2 separate regions of the Homo sapiens genome follow, and region 1 is linked to region 2. The links are chromatin loops, found by intact Hi-C in ENCODE. Cell type or tissue: heart right ventricle. All regions are shown on one strand. Each heading gives the region's core, and the rest is flanking DNA. Links, peaks and the distances in the headings are about the cores only. Region 1 has its middle 41 kb from the start of LINC00895. Region 2 overlaps CDC45 (cell division cycle 45).

Region 1 (4,382 bases), core at 139-4,138, 92 kb after region 2:
TTGGCCTAAGGGGCTCACACCTGTAATCTCAGCACTTTGGAAGGCTGAGGCGGTGGACTGCTTGAGGCCAACTCAATCCCCGTCTCTACAAAAAATTAAAAAATTAGCTGGGAGTGGTGGCATGAGCCTGTACTCCTAGCTACTCAGAAGGATCGCTTGAGCCCAGGAGTTGGAGGCTGCAGTGAGTTATGATCGTAAAAAATAAAAAGATTTCATGACATGTGAAAACGATCTGAAATTCTAATTCACTGTCCATAAATGAGCTTTACTGGAACACAGTGGTGCCCATTCCTTTTGCTTTGTGTGGGCTGTTTTGCTCCCACGGCAAGGTTGAGTAGCTGGGACAGAGGCCATGTGGCCTGGAGAGCCTAACATATTTACCAACTGGCCCTTCCCACAAGACGCTTGCCAAGCCCAGGCCCTGCGTTCCCTCCCTTCCTGCGATGACAAAGTCAGGTTGGTAGTCACATTTCATGGGGTTGGCACAAACCGTTGGTGCTTAATCGGAGTGGAAGAGGCTGTGCTGGGGGCCAACTGCACAACTGCACGGGTTCCAGAGAGAAGGCAGCGGCCCACATGCCATCAACTGTCCCACACCTGTGGCTGCCAGGGCCTGCCTCCGAGGGACGCCCCCCTCCGCCCGCCGTGTGTTCATTAAGAGGGCCGGGGTCTGTGGTGGCCCCACAGGCAGCGGGCCTCTGTCCTGTGCTCAGGTGGTGCTCTTTGAAGGGTGGCAGGGCCGGGGGCTCCTCTTGTGCTGCCAGAGCTGGTCCCAGAGACCCACCTGCCCAGGGCCAGCCCGTGGGATGGCAGCCCCGTGCGTGACAGTGGCCTTCGCATAGTACCATCTGCTCCCAGTGGGGCGGTTCTAGACTTGCTCTGGGAAGCAGCCTTTCCAGATAACAGGAGACACCCCAGCCAGTCGGTGGGGAAGCAGGCCTGGGGTCGGCCACGGGGACTCTGGAGGGTCTCTTCAGGCCACGGCTGGTGTTTCCTGAGGAAGTGGGGCCGACACAGAAGGGCCAGGGCCGCGTGGTTGAGAAGTAAGGATGAGGATGATGGGGGCTGCTAAGATCCCTGGCCCCATCACTGTGCAGCTTTTCTACTCACTTGTGGTAACAAACGCCCAACATGACATTTATCATCATAACCATTTTTAAGCACCCAGTTCGATAACCTAAGTATATCCTAAGTATATCCTTAGTATAACCTAAGTATATCCGCGTTGTTGTGCATCCAGTCTCCAAAATCCTTTTCATCCTGCAAAACTGAAACACTGTACCCACTAAACCACAACTCTCCTTTCTCCCTTCTTTTCAGCCCCTCCCCAGCTTACCATTCTGCTTTCTGTCTGTGAATTTGGCTATTCTAGAGAACTCATGTCAGTGGACTCACTCCGCATTTGTCTTTCTGTGACTGACTTATTTTACTTTGCATAATATCCGCAAGGTCCATCCACGTGGCGGTGTGTGTCCGAGTTCCCTGCCTCTCCAGGCTGAGTGATGCTGCCTTCTGCGGATGTGTCATCTTTTCTTTATCCATTCATCTCCTCATGGGCACTCAGGTTCCCTCTATCTCTTCAGCATGGGTGGGCATTTGCCCCAATCCTGCTTTCGCTTCTTTTGGATCTACACCTGGAAATGGTGTGCTGGATCAGAGGCTCTTCTTACTTTTAACTTTTGAGGAGCAGCCACACTGATTTCCATAGCAGTTGCACCATCTCACATTCCCACCATCGGCACACGAGGGTCCCACCGTCTGCACATGAGGGTCCCACCGTCTTCATTCACATCCTCACCAGCATGTGTGTGTGTGTGTTTTTTTAATAGCAGTCATCCTAGTGGGTGTGATCCGTTTTGTTTTAAGTAAGGCATAATTTTCATACAACAAAATGCACAGATCTTGTTTCCCATAACAGGAGTTTTGGCTGATGAACTTTCATGAAATCTACATCCCACCCAGGGATAGGACATTTCCGGTGCTCTGGGAAGCTCCCTCTCACCTTTCCCTGTCATCCCTCTCCACCCGGCACCGGGTTGCTGTCACACCGGAAGAGCAGTGCCTGCCCCTGCCCTTGGTGCCGATGCACCCACAGTAAAGACAGAAAGGTTTGCGTGGGCCCAAGCCTGCCTCCCCATTAGGCAGCCCTGCTCAGGGCTGCTCCTCGCACCCGGGGAGGAGGTGCCTGTGCCTCCAGGAGCAGGGAGAGGGCTGGGTTTGCAGGTGCCCTGCATCCAGCTCCAGCCTCTCCCCAGCCCGCTGTGTTTGCTTTTGGAGGGCTGAGCACAGGATGTGCCCGTCCTCTGCCTGATGACAGTGGAGTGATGTCAGGCCAGGTGCTTCCCGGAGGGAGGCAGGGCGTGCAGCCTGCTGCCTGGCAGGGGAGGGGGTGGGCAAGGTTCCCAAAGAGAGAGCTGAGCTACGGGCCGACTATGCATCAGCGATGTTTACAACAGCTTCCCGCCCTCACCAGTTTCGAAGTTTGCGTTTCCATTCTGAGAGCCTCATTTTCAGCCCCACTTGCTGCTAAAGGGCAGTTTATCTTCAGAATCAACATTCGGATAGAATCGCGCACCCTCTAACCTGGGAGCAGAATGTGCTCGGCTTTGACAACTATACAGTTTTTATGAGCAGCAGGTTCCTGAAAAGCTTGTGTTCCCAAGGCCAGGCTGGTGCCACGGGAAGGCCTGTCCCAGGCTGAGCTCCGTCTCTCCTCCCGTGGATTTACTCAGTAACGTTGCAGGAGTCTGAGCCCCGACAGTGTCGTGGGTTCATTCAACCTTCAGCAAATCATTATTCCTGTCAGACGCTTGGGATACAGAGTTGAGCAGGCTGGGAACCAGGGGGCAGACTCAGGGGATGACAGCATCACACATAAATACTCATATCCACCTAAGTGTGCATTCAGGCTGGGTGGTCAGGGGGTCCCTTAGAGGAAGCCACACCAGAAGGGTGGATGGGATTTAGCCAATGAGAAGAGCTGAGGTGGTGAGTCTCAGGGGAGCTCGGATGCAGCCTCTGTGGGGAGGTGTGTGAAGGGCCATGCCCTAAACAGCGTCCAGGGCAGTGGGGTGGCCAGCCCCTGACTGAGGGGGTTAATGGGGGTGGTGATAAGCCCCAGAACCAGAATTGCTTTTCAGGCCTCAGTGGCTCAGATTCCAGAGGCTTTGGTGTCTTTGGCAGAAAGAGACTGAAGTTTCTATTTCAGTTCTCTCAGTGAAAACCAGCATTTCTCACCCAGGCTTTCATGCTTTGGCTGAGTTCTAGGCTCCTTTTCTCCCAAGACATGGAGCAGATTCCAGGCTGGTGGCCGTCTCTGTGTGGTGCCTGAGCTGCGTGGCATCGATGGCTGTGAGCTTTGTCCCCACTGGCTCACGAGCTCACAGGGCCACACTGCCTTCTCCACACCGTACCCCACAGCATCGCGGTGCCAGTGCCTCCTGGCCTCCAGAGGTGGCTATTGGCTGCCTCATGCCTTCCTCAGAGATCTGGTTTTTAAAGTAAAGTGAGGGTCAGTAAATGGAGGGAGACAGAAGCAAAGAAAAATGGGTTGGACACAGAAAACAAACTGGCTGTCAGAGCTCTGATCTGAATCTCAGGCATCCTTTCCTTTCTTTTAAAAATATGTGATTGTGGTCAAACATACAGAACATAAAAGGTCTACCCATTTTTAAGTGCGTAGTTCAGTGGTGTTAAATCCATTCTCACTGTGCTGCAGCCACTCCCTAGAACTCTTCATCTTGGCCTGGTGCGGTGGCTCACGCCTGTAATCCTAACACTTTGGGAAGCTGAGGCGGGCGGATCACCCGAGGTCGGGAGTTCGAAACCAGCCTGACCAACATGATGAAACCCTGTCTCTACTAAAAATACAAAAATTAGCTAGGCGTGGTGGCACATGTCTGTAATCCCAGGTACTCAGGAGGCTAAGACAGAAGAACCACTTGAACCCAGGAGGTGAAGTTTGCAGTGAGCTGAGATTGTGTCATTGTACTCTGGCCTGGGCAACAGAGTGAAACTCTGTCCCAAAAAAAGAAAAAAAGAAAAGAACTCTTCATCTTGCGTGAATATTAAGCATTTTTTGAAAAACAAAAGGAGGCCAGGCATTGTGGCTCATACCTATAGTCCCAGCACCTGTATTATCAAGGCCCAGGGTGTGTGCCTGGGTGTGGCTTCCTTCCTGGGAAGGATCACTTCAGTCCAGAAGTTCGGGACCAGCCTGAGCAACATGACAAAACCCCGTCTCTACAGAGAAATGCAAAAATTAGCCAGGCATAGTGGCACATGCTTGTAGTCCCAGCCACTCTGGAGGCTGAGGCAGGAGAATTGCTTAAGCCAGGGAGGTGGAGGTTGCAGTGAGCTGAGATTGCACCACTGCACTCCAG
Region 2 (4,382 bases), core at 209-4,208:
GGCTGTGCCTCTTAGTTTAGTCCAATGTTTCTTGGGATCTTCATCTTTGTTTCATTTACTCCCTCATTAAATTAGAGCACAGTTCTTAAGTAACATTCAAAGAAAGGGCGCATGTGAGATAAACTTTCTGAGTTCTTATATATCTGACAATATCTTTATTTTACTATTTCTTTACTATTCCCCCCACAGAAAACATCCGTGTTTTTTATTCTTGCTTTTCAGGCTTCCTGGAATGACGATGCTCTGTCTTATTTTTTTGCCTTACATTTTCCATAGCTTTGTCTTGTTATCTATGTTGAGGAAGTTTTTCTTGACTCCAGACTTGGAGTGGATGTTTTATCTTTTGCAACTGTTTTAATTTCCATCAACATTTCCTAGTTTTTAACTCTTCCTTTTTCATAGCATCCTGTTCTTGGTTTAGGAATGTAAGAGTTGCACACATCTCTCTGAAGATACTAATTAGAGTTCAGTTTAACTTTCTTTAGTTCTCCAAATTATCTGTTTCTTCAGGGTTATTTTTTTAGGCCATAGGCATTTCTCAAATGGTCTGATGTCTTTCATATTCAAGAACGGGATTGTGGACCCTTGGCTGGGCCATGGGTATCTGGGCACAGCTCACTGGTCATAAGACATCGTTTCACCTTAGCAGGCAGGAGCCAACTGTGACACTTTGGGACTCCCCACTGTAGGGCCCAGAGGCTTTGCTTGAGGATTCTACTTATTCACAGATGGTACATTTCATATACTCAGAGGGGAGCCTCCCTTTTTGTGGGGAAGAGTAAAAATCTATCTGTTGGGTTTGAGGGGATCCCTTGTCCAACCTCCAGCCCTTGCCCAAGCCTCCCCTGTGTCAGAGTCCTCCTGGGCCTTCAGGATCTTCCCTTTGTTGGCTTTTAGTTTCCTGTCTTCTGATACTTGCACCCGCTCCACCTCTCATTTGCATTACTGTGGGTTTATACATTTTAAAAAATTCTTTCCTTTCATGTGAAAGACAACTCAGGAGGGAAAGAAGATAAATTCTTACCCCCAAACCTCTTCCTGAACCAGGAACCAAGCAAACTATTTGTGACTTTGGTATTTTACCAAGAGTTCCTGACAAGCACCACCAAAGCCATGTGTCTGCCCTGTTACAGGAGTAACCTGGACAAGCTGTACCATGGCCTGGAACTCGCCAAGAAGCAGCTGCGAGCCACCCAGCAGACCATTGCCAGCTGCCTTTGCACCAACCTCGTCATCTCCCAGGGGCCTTTCCTGTACTGCTCTCTCATGGAGGTCAGGCTTCCCACAGAGCACAGGCGCCTGGTCACAGCACCAGTGGCTTCGTCTGACCATCTGTCTCGCCTCCGCAGGGCACTCCAGATGTCATGCTGTTCTCTAGGCCGGCATCCCTAAGCCTGCTCAGCAAACACCTGCTCAAGTCCTTTGTGTGTTCGGTGAGGGGCCAGGCGGGTGCTGTGGGTACAGGAGGGCAGGTGCTTGGAGAGCTCCCTGGATGGGGAGTTAGATGCTGGCCTTGGGGTGCCTGTGGCTGTTGACCAGCTGCAAGGTCTAGGCACATCCATTACTTTTTCTGAGCTGTCTTTTTCTCAGCTGACCCCTAGGAACCTTCCAGTTCTCTCAAGCTCTGATTCATCACTGGCTGTCTAAGTCACTCAGACAAGTAGGGAGGGGCCCTTGCAGAGTGAACAGGGCTGGGGCTTGTGTCCTATTGTTGCAGGTCAGGGAAAGCGGGATGGTTGTAGCACCGACTGGCTTCCCAGCAACAGCTTGTCCACTAAGCTGATTTCCTGTGCCTGGCTTTGTCTTCTGTGTGGCCTAACCCCCTCTTTGCGTTGGCGTGGAACACACTCCTAACTTGGCTGGCTTTAGGGCAGGGGTCCTCACCTAGCCGACATGGGGCTCCTCCCAGATGTGACATGTCAATAATTGAAGTCCTCCTCTGCTTCGAGGATGAGAGTTTATGCCGGGGGCTATTTCAAACAAAATGTGCTAACAGGAAGTTGAACTTTTCTTTTGCCGCTGAACTAACCAGTAAAATGATGACAGATGACATGTGTTCTATCAACCAGGTAATGTCAAAGATAAACTAGGGACAGAGCATGGGCCTTGACGTCCTCTAGGCTGTGTTCAAAGATGAGCCTCCTCATTTGCCAGTTGTGTGACGTGAGGTAGATGATCTGACCTGATCCTCAGTTTCCTCATCCGTGAAATGGGTGAACACATACCCACTTTACAGGATCCATTCATTTACCAGACATGTATTGAACATCCACCACCTGCCCGGCCCTGTTGTGGAGTGACTGCCCATCCTGGTGCACATCCTGGGACACCCCTCAGTCCTAGACACACCAGGAATACTGGTCACCTGGGCTGTAGGGTGTGGGTGCAGCAGGCACAGCAGAGAAGGAAACCCTAAACCTTTATCCTGAAGGAGCGTGCCGGCGGGGGGGACGAGGAGTGGCAGCTGCGGTTAAGATGAGGGGATGTGCTGCCAGGGGATGGAGCAGGATGAGGCGGGGTGGGCTGGGGCCTCCTGGAGAAGGTGGCAGCTGCTGCAGGACCTGAAGGAGGTGAGGGAGAGGATAGCAGGGCAGGCTCCTTGCAACAAACAGCCAAGGGGCAGTGGGGCTAGGCTGGTAGACAAGGAGGCTCGGGGACACAGCATCACAGCCACAGTACCATGCTGTGGGTACGGGAGGGCAGGTGTTTGGAGAGCTCCCTGGACTGGGAGTTAGACACTGGCCTTGGGCATCTAACTTGGGGTGGCTGGGTGGGGACCAAGGCGTCTCCTGGTGACAGCGTCCCTGGAGGCTTTGGGGAGTGGAGTGACTGGGCGCTGTTGGGCTCTGGGCTCTGAGTGTTGAGCTGGGGCCCACCATACCCTGACGGAGGGTGCTCTCCGACTCCATAGACAAAGAACCGGCGCTGCAAACTGCTGCCCCTGGTGATGGCTGCCCCCCTGAGCATGGAGCATGGCACAGTGACCGTGGTGGGCATCCCCCCAGAGACCGACAGCTCGGACAGGAAGAAGTGAGCAGCTTCCACTCGTCCTGGGACTGGAGGGTCGGGGGTGTTGGGGTTATCAGCTTATTAGCCCTGCTGAGTAGAGTGGTATTTGCCTCTAGTGTCTGTCCTGGGGCGGGGGGTGGGAAGGGTCCATTGCAGGCCGCCTGGCCCCCGACATGTCTTGTGTGTCAGCAGCTTTTTTGGGAGGGCGTTTGAGAAGGCAGCGGAAAGCACCAGCTCCCGGATGCTGCACAACCATTTTGACCTCTCAGGTGAGAGTCTCCTGCCACTCTGCCACACTTTCCCACCTGACCCTTTGAGGCTATTGCAGGCCCTGGAACCAAGCAAGTTGGCATGGCTGGAGGAGCCTGGCCAGCAGCCCTCTTGACCTTCCAGATCTGGCCCTGGGACAGGCTACTCCTGGTGGCTCAGGGAGCTCTGGTGAACCTCAGGCCCCTGAGAGGGAAAAAGTGTTTTCCAGGGAATGACTGGCCTGGCTGTGGCCTTACAGCGGCCTTACAGCCAGTGCTAAGGATCACTTTCCCAGCAAGCCTAGGGGACTGGCCACCAGGGCCCGTGTGCCCCGATCTCACCTGTCAGGGTTGGGTTGTTTCTGTTTCATGGGGTGAGGGAACAGCAGGGCCCGTGATGACCCAGGACACCAACCCTTGCTGCGCCAGCCACCTCTCCACAGGCCGGGGTGTGTGTCGTGATAGGTGCTACCTGTGAGATGGCTGGGACACCGGCCCCACCTGTGTGTCAGATGAGCCCAGAATGGATAGGCCTGCCTGCCCACTGCTTCCCCAGCACCAGCACGGAACATGGTTCACATTCGGCTGTGTTGGCGTTCTTATTATTGTTGACAGGTTTTAAAGTAAAACAGACGTATTGATATTTCACCCCGGGTTAGTTTGCTAAAGCTGCCATAACAAAGTGCCACAGACAGGGTGGCTTCAACCACGTGTCTCCTCCCAGTCCTAGAGGCGAGAAGGCCCAGGTCAAGGTGGGGCAGGGCTGGCTTCTCCTCAGGCCTCTCTCCTTGGCTCACACAGATGACCACCTTCTCACTGTGTCCTCACGTGGTCTTTCCTCTGCATACCTCCTTGGTGTCTGTGTCCAAACCGTTTCATCTTCCAAGGACACCAGACAGATTGGATTAGAGCCCACCCTAACAACCACATTTGAACTTAATTACCATAGTCACATTCTAAGGTCCTGGGGGTAAGGGCTTCAACATAGAGATGTGGGGGAGACCGTTCAGCTCATAACACCCTCAGTACTTCCTGCACCTCTGAGAAAGGATATTTTCTTGCCTCATCACCACGGATTCCTCAACAATGATAGACACTGTCATGGGAGATCCAGCCTTTGTTGAA

Evidence for each region. A loop is a pair of places that touch in the nucleus more often than their neighbours do. Peaks named below come from ENCODE experiments on the same cell type or tissue, not always from the same donor. Only the 100,000 strongest peaks of a DNase experiment are listed, where the experiment ranks them.
Region 1: it touches region 2 in a loop (2.3-fold over the local background); 5 of 110 quality-filtered maps call a loop at or near these places.

The regions. Positions count from the first base shown.
Region 1 is chr22:19,605,273-19,609,654 of GRCh38, forward strand. No RefSeq gene overlaps it. Among named protein-coding and RNA genes, the nearest start is that of LINC00895, 41 kb to the left of the region's middle. RefSeq lists enhancers at 86-653, 654-1,221, 1,704-2,277. In heart right ventricle, for the core only: no CTCF peak of the experiment used is centred there; a DNase peak (open chromatin) is centred at 2,394; H3K27me3 peaks cover 2,482 bases.
Region 2 is chr22:19,513,616-19,517,997 of GRCh38, forward strand. It overlaps CDC45 (cell division cycle 45), which reads left to right. Exons shown (of 19, transcript NM_003504.5): 14 at 1,134-1,272; 15 at 1,350-1,433; 16 at 2,912-3,030; 17 at 3,202-3,278. Among named protein-coding and RNA genes, the nearest start is that of CLDN5, 8.6 kb to the right of the region's middle. RefSeq lists enhancers at 868-1,368, 1,369-1,869. In heart right ventricle, for the core only: no CTCF peak of the experiment used is centred there; DNase peaks (open chromatin) are centred at 1,746, 2,746, 3,336 and 3,696.